Regions from separate parts of the Homo sapiens genome. Here region 1 is linked to region 2. Evidence: read pairs that join two places in POLR2A ChIA-PET (ENCODE). Cell type or tissue: OCI-LY7. All regions are shown on one strand.

Region 1 (8,000 bases), 190 kb before region 2:
CCACGCTGGTCTCGAACTCCTGACCTCAGGTGATCCACCTTGCTTGGCCTCCCAAAGTGCTGGGATTACAGGTGTGAGCCCCTGTGCCCGGCTGAATTCAATATATTTTTGAAAGCTAGAGAAGAAAGCAAATTGAGTCCTTAATGGCAAAAATAAGGGAAAAAAATTTGCATTCTTTCAAGTCGTGGCCAAATTAATGGAAATAAGTAGTACCGGTATTCATAGTAGGACCTTCTGAGTAAGCCAATTCTCCTCCATAGGACTGAATTATTCTCAAATTAAAATAATCATCCATGAGGTCTACATTTCATGACTTAGTCCATCCATGCATACAACCCAATTCCTACCACAATCTGAATCAGTTTAAACATGATTGAACGTCACTATGCAGGATTTATCATATTTGCGACAGGAAAAACATTCGGTTTGGCAGGAAACAAATGATATTACAGGGCCCAAAGGTGAGTAATTGGCCCTAATGACTTGGAAATAAATTTGAATTCGCATTGGGTAGGCTGTATAAATATATACTGTATAACTGAATGCCTGGTGCTTTGGGGGGACAAGCGGGGTGGGAGTGGGGGGCGAGGGGAGGGGAGAGCATTGTTGTCAGCCTCTCCCTTGCAGCTGGTGCCATTCCTACTTTCTTCTCCTCCCCAAGCTGAATGACAGTAGGTTAAAGGAACTGTTGAAGCACAGACAATGAGCAAAGAAAGTGGCAATTCACAGCCTATTAACCTTGGATTTTGGAAGTTGTGCCACCCCCCCACCCCGACTCTCCACTACAGCTGGCTTTAAAATCACAGCTTTTAAGGATTCGCCTCCAGGTCTAAGGTGGGAGTTACGCTTTTGGTTAAGAGTGACCAAGAATTGAAAGAATTTCCTGGGAGTCCTGGAAAGGTAACTCAGGTGGAGAAAGTCTTCTTGGTGGATCAGAGATCAGATGCAGGGGCTGGGTGTGGTGGCTCATGTCTGTAAACTCACCACTTTGGATCAGAGTCCGAATGCATGGCAGGGACGGCACTTGGTAACTGTAATTTATGTGCCTTTGCTTCCAAGTGTTCAGAGAAATGGGTATGAAGACAGCAGCCTTATTTCAGAGGACATTGATTGATTCAGTCATTCTGAAAATATTTATTGAGAGCTTGTTCTGCCCTTCATTGGATGCACAGCCAAGAATGGAACAAAGAGGCCGGCACAGTGGCGCCTGTAATCTGAGCACCCTGGGAGGCCGAGGCAGGTGGATCACCTGAGGTCAGGAGTTTGAGACCAGCCTGGCCAACCTGGTGAAACCATTTCTACTAAAAGTATGAAAATTAGCCAGGTGTGGGAGTATGCACCTGTAATCCCAGCTACTCGGGAGGCCGAGGCAAAATAAACTCTTGAACCTGGGAGGCGGAGGTTGCAGTGAGCCCAGATCGCGCCACTGCATTCCAGCCTGGGCGACAGAATGAGACTCTGTTTCAAAAAAAAAGAGAAAAGAATGAAACAAAGGCTTTGCCCTCATGCAACTTGCAGTCTCAAATGTCTTTCCAAGCTACGGTGACTAACCTCACTGGTATGCCCAGGACTGAAATTTCTGGAATGTAGGGCTTTCAGTGCTAATACCAGAAAGTTCCTAGCAAATCAAAACTAGGCTGTTTGCTTTTAAAATTTTTTTTACAGGCCTGGTACAGTGGTTCACACCTGTAATCCCAGCACTTTGGGAGGTTGATGCAGGAGAATCACTTGAGCCCAGAAGTTTGAGACCAGCCTGGTCAACATAGCAAGACTCCATCTCTACAAAAAAAATTAAAACATTAGGCTGGGCATGGTGGCTCATGCCTGTAATCCCAACACTTTGTTTTGTTTTGTTTTGTTTTGTTTGAGATGGAGTCTCACTCCTGTTGCCCAGGCTGGAGTGCAGTGTCGCGATCTCGGCTCACTGCAATTGCCACCTCCCAGGTTCAAGCAATTCTCCTGCCTCAGCATCCCAAGTAGCTGGGATTACAGGCGCACACCACCATGCCAGGCTAATTTAATCCCAGCACTTTGGGAGGCTGAGGCTGGTGGATCGTTTGAGGTCAGGAGTGCAAAACCAGCCTGGGCAACATGGAGAAACCAGTCTGTACTAAAAATAGAAAAATTAGCCAGATGTGGTGGCCGGCACCTGTAATCCCACTTACTCAGGAGGCTGAAGCAGGAGAATTGCTTGAACCCGTGAGGCAGAGGTTGCTGTGAGCCGAGATTGTGCCACTGCACTCCAGCCTGGGTGACAGAGCGAGATTCTGTCTCAAACAAAAAAAAAACAAAACAACAACAACAACAACAGCAAAAGGCCAGGCACGGTGACTCACGCTTGTAATCCCAGCACTTTGGGAGGCCGAGGCAGGCGGATCATGAAGTCAGGAGATCGAGACTATCCTGGCTAACATGGTGAAACCCCGTCTCTACTAAAAATACAAAGACTTAGCCGGGAGAGGTGGCAGGCGCCTATAGTCCCAGCTACTTGGGAGGCTGAGGCAGGAGAATGGCGTGAACCTGGGAGGCCGAGCTTGCAGTGAGCTGAGATGGCACCACTGCACTCCAGCCTGGGCGACAGAGCGAGACTCCGTCTCAAAAAAAAAAAAAAATTAGCTACACATGGTGGCACGCACCTGTAGTCCCAGCTACTCTGGAGGGTGAGGTGAGGATCACTAGAGCCCAGGAGATCCAGGCTGCAGTGAGCCATGAGCTCACCACAGCACCCTAGCTTGGGTGACAGAGTGAGATCCTGTCTCAAAAAAAAAATAAAAAAGTTTTAGAGTCAGACTTTCTCTATGCTGCCCAAGCTGAGCTCAAGAAATCCTCTTGTCTCAGCCTCCTGAGTAGCTGGGACGGCAGACATGTGCCACCATGCATGGCTCATGGTTGGTTTTTCAAATTATTGTCAAGTGTTATAAAAATTTGAGTTGTTCTTTTAAAATATAGTATAAACTCATCTACTAAATCAGCAAAATGAAATACCTTCGCTGCTTCTTTATTTTACTTATTATTATATTTTTATATATTTACTTATATTTTTATTATATTTACTTATTATTAATTTTAGATGGAGTCTTGCTCTGTTGGCAGGCTGGAGTACAGTGGCATGATCTCGGCTCACTGCAACCACCACCTCCCGGGTTCAAGCGATTCTCCTGCCTCAGCTTCCCAAGTAGCTGGGATTACAGGTGCATGCCACCAGGCCCAGGTAATTTTTCTATTTTCAGTAGAGATGGGGTTTTGCCATGTTGGCCAGGCTGGTCTCCAGCTCTTGACCTTAAGTGATCCACTCACCTCAGCCTCCCAAAGTGCTGGGATTACAGGCATGAGCCACTGTGCCTGGTCTGCTTCTTTATTTTAAAATGTGGGGCTAAAAAAACCTTTTTAAAAAAGATTTGGGAACAGCTGGGCATGGCGGCTCATGCCTCTAATCCCAGCACTTTGGGAGGCCGAGGAGGGCGGATCACGAGGTCAGGAGATCGAGACCATCCTGGCTAATACGGTGAAACTCCATCTCTACTAAAAAATACAAAAAAAAAAAAAAAAATTAGCCGGGCGTGGTGGTTGGCCCCTGTAGTCCCAGCTACTTGGGAGGCTGAGGCAGGAGAATGGCGTGAACCCAGGAGGCGTATGTTGCAGTGAGCCAAGATCGTGCCACTGCACTCCAGCCTGGGCGATAGAGTGAGACTCCGTCTCAAAAAAAAAAAAAAAAAAACAAAAAAAAGATTTGAGTCTTGCTATGTCTCCCAGGCTGGATTGCGGTGGTACAATCATAGCTCACTGCAGCCTCAAACTCTGAGGCTCAAGCAATCCTTCTGCCTCAGCCTCCTGAGTAGCTGGGACCACAGGTGCCACCATGCCCAGATAACTTTTACATTTTTTGTAGAGATGGGGTCTTGCTATGTTGCCCAGGCTGGTCTCAAGCTCCTGAGCTCAAGTGATCCTCTAACCTCGGCCTCTCAAAGTGTTGGCATTTCAGGTGTGAGCCATTTCGCCTAGCTGATGTGGTGACTTAAACAACAAAAATTTATTTCCTCACAGTTTTGGAAGCTGTAAGTCTGAGATCAAGGTGTCAGAAGGATTGGTTTCTCTTAGAGCCTGTCCCTTTCACTAAAGCTGGCTGTCTTCTTCCTGTGTCCTTATAAGCTCTTCCCTCTTCGTGTCTATGTCTTAATCTCTCTCTCTTTTTTTTTTTTTTTTTTTTGAGGCGGAGTCTCCCTCTGTCTCCCAGCATGGAGTGCAGTGGTGCAATCTCGGCTCACCATAACCTCCATCTCCCGGGTTCAAGTGATTCTCCTGCCTCAGCCTCCCGAGTAGCTGGGACTACAGGCATGCTCCACTATGCCCAGCTAATTTTTGTATTTGTATTTTTAGTAGAGACGGTGTTTCACTATATTGGCCAGGCTGGTCTTGAACTCCTGACCACGTGATCCGCCCGCCTCGGCCTCCCAAAGTGCTGGAATTATAGGCTTGAGCCACCGCGCCCGGCCTTTTTTTTTTTTTTGGACACAGGGTCTCACTGTCACAGCAAAGCTGGAGTGTAGTGGTGTGATCATGGCTCACTACAGCCTTGCACTTCTGGGCTCAAGCGATCCTTCCACCTCAGCCTCCCAAGTAGCTGGGATTACAGGCGTGTGCCAACTGTAATGTAGAGTTAATTTTTTATTTTGAGACAGAGTTTTGCTCTTGTTGCCCAGGCTGGAGTGCAAGGGCACAATCTCCGCTCACAGCAACCTCCACCTCCCGGGTTCAAGCAATTCTCCTGCCTCAGCACCTGCTGCCTTACAGGCACCTGCTGCCACATCTGGCTAATTTTGTATTTTTAGTAGAGACAGCGTTTCTCTATGTTGATCAGGCTGGTCTTGAACTCCTGAGCTCAGGCAATCCACCCGCCTCAGCCTCCCAAAGTGCTGGGATTATAGGCATGAGCCACCGCGCCCGGCCATGTGGGGCTAATTTTTAATTTTTTTGTACAGATTGGGGTCTCACTATTTGCCTAGGTTGGTCTCAAACTGCTGGGCTCAAGCGATCCTCCCCAGTCTGCCTCCCAAAGCATTGAGATTAGAGATGTGAGCCACCGCACTCAATCGACTCCTCTTATAAGGACACCAGTCATCTCAGGTTGAAGCTCACCCATATGACCTCATTTTAACTTAATTACCTCTTTACAGACTCTATTTCCAAAGTCAGTCATATTCTGAGGTACTGGGGACTATGACTTCAACATACGAATTTTTGGGGGGAACAATTCAATCCAACAGCAGAAGACAGGTATCATTTGTCAGCTGAATATATCTATCCTCATCTTGAATTTTAGATTCACATTTTGTATTGAAAATGTTTGAAAAGCTGGGCATGGTGGCTCAGGTCTGCCATCCTCCAACTTTGGGATGCCAACGTGAGAGGACTGTTTGAGCCCAGGAGTTCGAGACCAGCCTGGACAATATAGCAAGACCTGTTTCTACAAAAAATAATTTTTTTTTTTTTTGAGACAGAGTCTTACTATGTCACCCAGGCTGGAGTGGAGTGGCGTGATCTCAGTTCACTGATACCTCCGCCTCCTGGGTTCAAGGGATTCTCTTGCCTCAGCCTCCCGAGTAGCTGGGACTACAGGTGCATGCCACCATGCCCAGCTAATTTTTTGTATCTTTAGGAGAGGCAGGGTTTCACCATGTTAGCCAGGATCGTCTCCATCTCCTGACCTCGTGATCTGCCCACCTAGGCCTCCTAAAGCGCTGGGATTACAGGCGTGAGCCACTGTGCCTGGCCAACAAGTTTTTGTTTTTTTAGGGTCTGTTGCTGAGGCTGGATTCGAACTCTTGGGCTCAAGGGACCCTCTGGTGCAACCTCCTGAATAGCTAGAACTACGGGTGTATGCTGCCATGCCTGGCTAACATAAAAGTATTTTATATCCGCTTTGGATAGTTCACACAAAGAGTTCTGGCTGGAAAGCCAAATAGAGATATTTTAAATGCCACTTGTTAACCATTTTCACTTCCTCAATAATTGCAACTCCTTGCTGGTAGCTGGCCTATTTGAAAGGGTACCTCAGATGCAGAGAATGATTTTTGAACAAAATGGTAAATGGCAGTATCACATGTCAATTTATGTATTTATGTATGTATGTATTTATTTTTTGAGACAGGGTCTTGCTCTGTCATCCAGGCTGGAGTGTAATGGCATGATTGTGGCTCACTGCAGCCTTGACTTTCTAGGCTCAGGTGATCCTTCCACCTTAGCTCCGTGAATAGCTGGGACTATAGGCATGAGCCACCAAGCCTGCTTAATTTATTTTTTTTGAGATGTAGTCTCACTCTGTTGCCCAGGCTGGAGTGCAGTGCTGCATGATGTCGGTTCACTGCAACCTCCGCCTCCCAGGTTCAAGCAATTCTCTGCCTCAGCCTCTGGAGTAGCTGGGATTACAGGTGCCCGCCACCATGCCCAGCTAATTTTTATATTTTTAGTAGAGATGGGGTTTCACCATCTTGGCCAGGCTGGTCTTGAACTCCTGACCTCATGATCCACCCACCTCAGCACCCCATAGTGCTGGGATTACAGGCATGAGCCACTGCACCTGGACTTTTTTTTTTTTTTTTTTTTTTAAGACATGGGGCCTCACTACATTGCCCAGGCTGGTTTTTTTTGTTTGTTTGTTTGTTTTTTTTTTTTTTTTTTTTTTTGAGACAGAATTTTGCTCTTGTTGCCCAGGCTGGAGTGCAGTGGCGCGATCTCAGCTCACCGCAACCTCCGCCTCCTGGATTCTATCAATTCTCCTACCTCAGCCTCCGGAGTAGCTGGGATTACAGGCATGCGCCACCACACCCAGCTAATTTTGTATTTTCAGTAGAGACGGGGTTTCTCCATGTTGGTCAGGCTGCTCTAGAACTCCTGACCTCAGGTGATCTGCCTGCCTCAGACTCCCAAAGTGCTGGGATTACAGGTGTGAGCCACTGCGCCCGGCACCCAGGCTGGTCTTGAACTCCGGGTTTCAAGTGATTCTCCCACCTTGGCCTCCCAAAGTGCTGGGATTATAGGCATGAGCCACCTGGTCTGGCCCATTTACTTATTTAACAAGCATTTATCTCCTATGGGACAGGTACTTTGCTGGGTAAGTGGGGAGATGTAGAGTAGAAGTAATGTGAATATGACCCTTACATCTGAGGCCTGGGAAAATCTGGGACAGTCCCAGGCATACTGACATGACTTGCGAAATCTCCAATCTCCAAGGATCTGCTCTATAGTAACTTCCAAAAATGTGGCTCCTTCCTTCTGGTTTTTCTTGCCTTCTAGGATAAGAGAATTCCAGGTTACCTGTTTTGGGTCAAAGGATGCTTTGGAGATACAAACTCTATCAACTGGGCCCCTGGTCTCACCTTCAAAAATATCAATTCAAACACTCAGAGTGCCAAAAGCATAACTGTGACCAATGTGTGTCCTATTTATATCTGTCTGTCTGGCTGTCTCTTTTGAGGTTTCTTTTTTTGTTTTTTTAGAGCTAGGGTCTTGCTCTGTTGCCCAGGCTGGAGTGCAGTGGTGCGATCATAGCTCACTGCAACCTCAAAGTTCTGGACTCAACTGATCAGTCCTCCTGCCTCAGCTCCCAAGTAGCTGTGACTATTGTGCCTTTGTGCCTGGCTAAGTTTAATACTTTTTTTTTTTTTTTGAGATGGAGGTTTTTGTTTTTTGTTTTTTGTTTTGTCTGTTGCCCAGGCTAGAGTACAATGGTATGTTCTCAGCTCACTGCAACATCTGCCTTCTGGGTTCAAGTGATTCTGCTGCCTCAGCCTTCCAGGTAGCTGGGACTAAAGGTGTGTACCACCACACCCGACTGATTTTTGTTTTTTTGTGTGTGTTTTTTTTTTTTTTTTGAGACGGAGTCTCACTCTGTCATCCAGGCTGGAGTGCAGTGGCACAATCACGGGCTCACTTCAACCTCTGCCTCGCGGGTCCAAGTGATTCTCCTGCCTCAGCCTCCCGAGCAGCGGGGGTTACAGGCA
Region 2 (8,000 bases):
GTTCTCTCATCTGAAAGATGTGAATCACAGTAGTAACTGCCTGATGGTGTTTTGTGACCTGAATAAATTAATTCTTGAAGAGAATTTTGGTGTATTGGTTGGGTGCAATGGCTCACACCTATAACCCCAGCACTTTGGGAGGCTGAGGCCGGCCGGCCACTTGAATCCAGGAGTTGGAGAGACCTGCGTGGGCAATATGGCGAAACTCCATTTCTACCAAAAAATACAAAAAAAATTAGCTGGGCCTGTTGACATGAGCCTGTAGTCCCAGTTACAGGAGGGTGAGATGAGAGGATCGTTTGAGTCTGGGAGATGGAGGTTGCAGTTAGCTGTGATCGTGCCATCACACTCCATCCTGGGGGACAGATCCAGACTCTGTCTCAAAAAAAAACTAAATAAGCGAATAAATAAATAAAAAATTCTCATGTATAAATGGTACTCTGTATGTTAGATGTTAGTAGCCATTGTCAGTATATGTGACACATGAATTGCTACATGTGAGTATGCACATCCTTTCGAGACTTCTCTGACTTGTTTCAGAGGGTTTTTAATTTACACAAATGATTTATATCTTTCCTCTCTGTCAGCCCTACCACAGCCATCTGTAGGCAGATGGAAATGTATGGGTACTCCCTCTTTTGAAGTTATTGAGTCACGGGAAGGACCCTGTGGTGTATGTTGTAAATTTCCTCTGCCGAGCTTGGTGCGACCTAGTATTTGCCTGAATGGAGCAGGCAAGAGTGGTGGGGTGAGGAGATTCCATCGTGGCTGCTCATGCATTAGTCATTGCTTCACCTTAGGGAGAGACCCAGAACCCTAATGTTTAGTGTTGGGATCTCTTGTTAACTATATTCCTCTTTTTTTTTTTTTTTTTTTGGTAAGACAGTCTTGCTCTGTCGCCAGGCTGGAGTGCAGTGGCATGATCTCGTCTCACTGCACCCTCCGCCCTCCCGAGTTCAAGCCATTCCATGCCTCAGCCTCCTGAGTAGCTGGGACTACAGGTGCATGCCACCACACTTGGCTAATTTTTGTATTTTTAGTAGAGACGGTTTCACCATGTTGGCCAGGATGGTCTCTATCTCCTAACCTCGTGATCGCCCGCCTCGTCCTCCCAGAGTTCTGGGATTACAGGCATATGAGCCACTGTGCCCGGTCAACTATATTCTTTAGAAGGGTATATTGCTTTTTGTGTACTAACAGACTTTAAAATAAAAACTCTTAAGAGTTTCTATTTAACTAGTACAGAAGTACCGACTCTGTCTCTAAAGGGATGTAACTTTTTTGTTAAACAAGGAGCTGCTGTATTTTAGTTAGGCTTTCGATCCAATAGGACTTAGTTTAAACACTGTTTGTCCTATTAGATTGAATTTTGAATGTAAAGAATCATTGGAAGTGTATGGATTTCATAACTCAGTGTACTCTGAGATATGACATGCCTCTGGATATGAAGACATGTTGAAAGTGGTGAGAATTCTCTCAGGCTTTTAACAGGTATGATATTCACAGCTACATTGTCTGCACGACTGTGTTCCTTATTCTTTTTGGTCTGAGTTACTTTGATGGTATAAAATACTTTTATTTACTTCGAGTTTGAAAGGAAGATAAGCCCAAATGTATACGAATCTTCTTGATAGCATGCATGAATTGGGATTATTCAAAGTGAGCATCCTTAATAATTGGAATTATATTAAATAAGTGCCTAGTTTTTACTCATTCCTGTATCAAAAATAAATTAGTAGTATAATTTACTATTAAATGCAAAAAAGTGAAAGCAAAACAATCAGCAAAAGGCTTAACATTTCTCTTAACCCTTGATTTATATTTAGAAGCTTCCACTGATCAGGTTATTTGGAGTTTATTTTGTTCTTACAACCTGGAGATATATTTTATAAATAAGAGAAGTACTAGTTTAATTTTCAACTTTAGAGTTATCATGGGTGAAATGTACTCTCTACTACAGAAAGTAAAGAAAAATTGAGTAATAGATTATGATGTGGCAGTTTTGAACACAAAAGATGTGGAAGTAAATATAAAGTAAATATGGGTAAATCTCGCCTATCTTCTGTTTCAAGTTATCTACGTAGTTGCCATTTTTGTTTCTAGTATCATTTGCATTTGCTTTTGCTTGAAGGATTTTAACATTTCTAACATTAGGTCTGCTGTTGATCATTCAGCTTTTGTATGTCTGGGAAGATCTCATTTCACCCACATTAAAAAAATACTTTTATGATAATTGTAGAATTACATGCAGTTATACAAAATACACCTTCATTTCTTATAGATATTTTTGCTGGGTATAAAATTTTAGGTTAATAGTCATTCACCATCAGTACTTCAGTGACACTGCCCCACTGTCCCGATGTGCATCATTTCTGATGAGAATCCTGTTGTTATTTTCATAGCTTTGTAGGAGCAATCATTTACCACAATTTTCTTTTGAATCCCTTACTGGTTTTAGGCAATTTGATACGATGTGCCTTGGCAGTTTTTATTTCCAGAGTTTGAGATTCATTGAGTGTATTAGGTTTGTAGATTTCATTTACTATGGAAAAATTAGAGCCATTATTATTTCAAATATTTTCGTGTGCATTCGTCTCCCCTTTGGGGACCTAATTTTCATATATATTACTCTGAAGTTGTCCCATAGCTCATGTGTTTTGTTCCTTTTTTGATCTGTATGTTGCATTTTAGATAGTTTATACCCTAAATCTGCTGGTAAGACTATTGAATATATCTTTTATCTCAGACATTGTTATTATATTTTAGAAGTTACAGCTGGGCACGCCTGTAATCCTAGCACTTCGGGAGGCCGAGGCGGGTGGATCACCAGGTCAGGAGTTCAAGACCTTCCTGGCCAACATGGTGAAACCCTGTCTCTACTAAAAATACAAAAATTAGCTGGGCGTGGTGGTGCGCATCTGTAATCCCAGCTACTCAGGAGGCTGAGGCAGGAGAATTGCTTGAACCCAGGAGGCGGAGGTTGCAGTGAGCCAAGATCACACCACTGCACTACAGCCTGGGTGACAGAGCAAGACTCCATAAAAAAAAAAAAAAGAAGTTAGATTTTGGTCTTTCCATAATCTTCAGTGTCTCTAGTAATATGCTTATTCTTTGGTGTTTCTTGAACATGTGGAGTACAGTTACAAGAGATATTTGAGTATATGTGCTATTTTTGTCTTCCATTATTTACAAAACAGTTTTGATTGATTAATCTTCCTCCTCATCAGTCATATTTTCCTGCATCTTTGCATGTCTGGTAGCTTTTTATTACTTGACAGACACTAAATTTTTCTCTGGCTGTGGGAAATGTTCGTATTTCTCTACATATTCTTGAGCATTGTTCTGAGATCTGATTATTAGGGAACAGTTTGATCTGTTTGGATCTTGGTTTCAAGCATGGTTAGGTAGGGCCAAAGCAGTGTTTACTGTGAGGCATTGTTTCCCTGCTACTCAGGCAAAAACCCTTACGAGTATTTTACTTGATGTCCTATGGATTATGTTTACCATGTAGGCTAGTAAGAATGGGCACTATTCCTGGTGCTTTTACAATTTGGATACTGTTCCTGCTAATCCTTTCTGGAAATACTTTCTCTTGGGTAGCTTCCTAACACAAATGTGCTTGTTAGTACTCAGCGGAAGACATGAGGAGCGCCTTTGGCAGATTCCATTGTTGTCTGTGTGGCTCTGGCCTCTGCTGTGCTCTGCCTTACACATTATATCACCTTGGCCTCCCCTTGTGTTTCTCAACCCCGGCTCTGCTTGCCCTTTCCGTAACTGCTGCAGCCTGGACATTCTCTCAGGGCAGTGAGCTGGAGGGATCATTTGTTTTCCATCCGTCAGGGATCACAGTATGTTGCTATATGGTGGCCGTTGTTTTGTGTGGATTTTTAGTTCTTTCAGACAGGCAAGAGGTATAAATCCTGTCTAGCTTCACTAAAAGCGGAAGTTCTTTCTGTTCTTTGAATGTTGAATGAGAGTGTGAGAGAGACACGTACCATCAGGAAATGGAACTAGCCACGGTCATAGCTTTTCATTTAGTTTTGTTAGTCTTTAAAAAAAAAAAAAGGTGAACAGCGTAAGTAAGCCCTGACTCCAAGAAAAAAAATTCAAAATTAATAAACATAAGCATTCGGCCTATAATAAAAATAGTAAACTCCATTCCATAATAAAGCCTGTGACTATTAGAAGTCCTTCTTTGAAGCTATGTAATCTGTCTCTTCCGTTAGGAAGAACTGACCTTAGCCTAGATAATATTGTGCTAAAAATTTTTACCTTAATTCTTTTGAAATACCTGTTTTTAAGGTTTTACCACCCTCACTTGGCAGCTGAGTTAATAGGATTTGGATCTAAGCTTTCACATCTATAATGCCTGGACTTTGCCACTGTACCATGTCACCTTCCATAAGTTGTAGCAAATGTAGGTCTGAATTTTCAGGTGTGTGCATCTGGACAGCAGTTGGCTTGGTGAGCTGTACTGGGGGTGGGGGTGCAGTTTGAACTGGGGTCTGGCCTGGTCCACAACTGTGCTGAGGGGCACCTCTTGCTGTCATGCCTAGTGTTACTCTTCAGCTGACCTCTTCTAGTAAATAATCTCTTCTGCCAAGGGATGTATTCCTTCTTTTCTGAAGTACATGAAATGCCTTGCTTCATTATAAACTGAGCGATGGATAGAAAGGGGAAAAGTTTTAGCTTATCTTGAGCAGAACCTACAGCTCCCGAAATCCTCTCTTGGGTCCTCCAATGTTAGAGGTCCTTTTGTTTAAGGACCCTGGAGAGAAGCGCGTCCAGGAGAGGGCCCAGCTCAGCTGACTGTTGTTTCAGGTAGCTGCTGCAAGTAGATCTGTGATTACTTGTTGATTTTAGTGGGTGGTTCTCTGTCCTTCTGGACGAATACTCTTTTTCTTTACTTTTCCTGCAGTGAGCTGGAGTTGGTAGGTTTGGGGTGGCTCACATCACAGTGCTTGCTTGTGCATATTCACCTTTCCCATGGAAATCTTCCAAGTGTGGGAGGGAAGTTTGTATTTCACGCACTGTGCCTTCACCTTGATCAGCAAGGTGAACCTGAGTTCCTGGGTTTCAGTGTCTGAGGTTGGATAGCACAGAGCTAAGGAAGCGTTTTCTGAGTGTGCCAGCAATTCTCGCTGGGCTGTGCATGCTCTGTTTCCTGGAGGCTGCACATGCTGCTCATCGACATTCGTGGTCAGGTTCTTTCCCTGCAGCAAAAACCCTTGGTTCAGACCTCATTTAACTCACAATTTCTCACCTCTGCTCTAGGGGTACCCAAGATGGTGGCTGTGTCTCCCCACTTCTGCTTCCCCATCAGGAAATAGAGCCCCACCATGGGTGTCTACACAATAGATGAAGCTGGTCAAATAAACACGAAATCTGACTGGTTTTGTGTGGGCTTCCCCGCTCCCCCTCCCTCTCTCAGAATTTTAAGTGCTTGGCAGAATACTGCTTATGTGACTCTGTTTTGGGATTATAAAACAATCTTTTGTATTGCTCCAGTTTACAGGAAGCAGCTCCTTTTTTCTCATTAATGACGCCTGTTGTTGAGTCCATCTTGTCTTCTCATGGGTTAGGCCTACTTGACTATGCTATCAAGGCTTACAGGTGTAGCCTAGTCTTTTTTTTTTTTTTTTTTTTAAACATTTATTTGAGACAGGGCCTGGCTCTGTTGCCCAGGCTGGAGTGCAGTGTTACGATATCGGCACACTGTAACCTCCGCGTCCTGGGTGCAAGTGATCCTCCTGTCTCAGCCTCCAAGTAGGTGGGACTACAGGTATGTGCCACCACGTCCAGCTAATTATTTTCATTTTTTGTAGAAGTAGGTTTTCACCATGTTGCTCAGGCTGGTCTCGAACTCCTGGGCTTGGTTGATCTGCCTGACTCAGCCTCCCATTGTTGGGATTACAGGTGTGAGCCACTATGCCTGGCCTGCATCCCAGTCATCTGTCATTGGAAAGAAAGCTGAGGTCCAGCTCGTTTTTTGAGGTTGGGGACAGGATAGTGGTTTTGGCTTTTGGGAAGAATTGTGCAACTACTAAATTCAGAAGGATTAATATAGGAGGTAGAGTTCAACATCACAGAAGGAAGAGTTTGGATGGGGAATGTGGTTTGTTGGTGTAACACTGTGGGGCAAGTTGTTCCTGAGTCATGGGACAAAGACAGGCTGGTATTTTAAGTTCACTTTTATGGGTCATGTGTGGGTAGATTTGTGTGGCTTACGTGGCAGGATGGACTGCAGGTTCCATTTCAAATTGTTACTACCTAGATCAGGATAATTAAGTCTGAGAGGTACCTCTGTATGCTTGACCTCACCCTGGGCTGAGCACGTACGTTTTATCCTTGGTATGGGATATCTGTTTGCAGGATGCTGGAGAAGCTTGTCACTTCTCATCTCCACTCCTTGCTGGCCTCTGCTTCCCTTGGGGCCGTGATAGGGAAGAGGTGTGAACATGTGTCTGGTGACCAGTGTTTTGGGTTCCTGCAACTGTGAATACCTTTATGGTGCTGCTGTGCCTTTGCAGGTGCCCTGTCTTTGGGTGGAGCTCCGTTTTTGTTTTCCCCAAGACACCTCCTCTCCCGGAGGGTCTTTTTGTTAACCTCTGGTCCCTTTCTCTAGTGGTCAGGCTTCATCCCCTCGTTGGTCTGCGTTGTTTGGCCAGTACTTACTACTTTCACTGCTTAGACATCTGAGCCCGCATTCCTAAACTCTTTCTGGGAGGCACACAGACGTGGATAGACCTGTATGTATTCATCCCTGGCTGCCTCTTTTTTTTTTTTTTTTAAGAGATGGGGTCTTGCTTTGTTGCCCACATTAGTCTCAAACTCCCAGCCTCAAGTGATCCTCCTGCCTCGGCCTCCCAAATTTCTGGAATTACAGTCATGAGCCACTGTGCCTGGCCATTGACTGTCTCTTGATCTTCAAGCCCTTCTTGGCTTATTTTGATTTGGAATTGATTTACACCAGGAGGAGTTCTCCCTCCACAATCCTCCAAATGTTGTGGCTTAGTGTCAAACATGTTTTTCTAGCCCAGTCTTATAATTAACCCTTTGATTAGAAATTAGGAGAAAAGAGCAAAATTTATGATTATAGATTCATATAGACTGGGCTTGAATCTAAAGTAATACTCTGTCCCTGGGGGAGTCAGTTATCTGAAAGAAGAGCAATTTTGCAGAGTGGCTCTGTTGATGTTAATAACAGCAAACACTTGGCCAGGCGTGGTGGCTCACGCCTGTAATCCCAGCACTTTGGGGGGCTGAGTTGGGCGGATCACCTGAGGTCGGGAGTTCGAGACCAGTGTGACCAACATGGAGAACCCCTGCCTCCACTAAAAAAATACAAAATTAGCTTGGTGTGGTGGCGCATCCTTGTAATCCCAGCTACTCAGGAGGCTGAGGCAGGAGAATCGCTTGAACCAAGGAGGCGGAGGTTGCGGTGAGCTGAGATCGTGCCATTGCACTCCAGCCTGGGCAACAAGAGCAAAACTCTGTCTCAAACAAAACAAAACAACAACAACAACAACAAACCAGCAAACACTTACATAGCATTTATGATGTGCTGTCCACTTCCACTGTTTTACATTCCTTACATATGTTAGCCCATTTTATTCTCATAGCAAAATCATTAAGATACGTTATTTTATTATCATCCCCATCCTACCGATGAGAACACTGAGGCACAGAAGACTATACTTGTCTGGGAGACAAGGCTCCCGGTATGTAATACAGACTCAGTAAATGATGTCTGCTCACCTTAAATAAGTCAATGAAGAGCCATCATAATGTACTGATGACAAACAGAGAATAGTATAGTTGTACCTTCAAAATTTTTGGAGTGGCCTGAGAATTCTGGGGTGTGGCAAAGTGATTCCATTTTAACCTTCAGAGGATTGTGACCTCCAAGGAGCACATATGCATAGGTGCTAATTTGTAAATGAAAACGCATGCTAATAGTTTTCTCAGGTGCTGAGATGCAGCTACATATGATTGATTTA

Evidence for each region. Peaks named below come from ENCODE experiments on the same cell type or tissue, not always from the same donor. Only the 100,000 strongest peaks of a DNase experiment are listed, where the experiment ranks them.
Region 1: POLR2A ChIA-PET joins it to region 2 with 6 read pairs; 13 of 35 experiments call an interaction of 5 or more read pairs at or near these places.

Annotation. Positions count from the first base shown.
Region 1 is chr6:15,227,049-15,235,048 of GRCh38, forward strand. No RefSeq gene overlaps it. Among named protein-coding and RNA genes, the nearest start is that of JARID2-DT, 14 kb to the right of the region's middle. In OCI-LY7, no CTCF peak of the experiment used is centred here; a DNase peak (open chromatin) is centred at 5,953; H3K4me3 peaks cover 358 bases; H3K27ac peaks cover 673 bases.
Region 2 is chr6:15,417,360-15,425,359 of GRCh38, forward strand. The region is part of intron 3 of JARID2 (jumonji and AT-rich interaction domain containing 2); the gene reads left to right. Among named protein-coding and RNA genes, the nearest start is that of DTNBP1-AS1, 120 kb to the right of the region's middle. RefSeq lists an enhancer at 5,141-5,200. In OCI-LY7, no CTCF peak of the experiment used is centred here; a DNase peak (open chromatin) is centred at 3,982.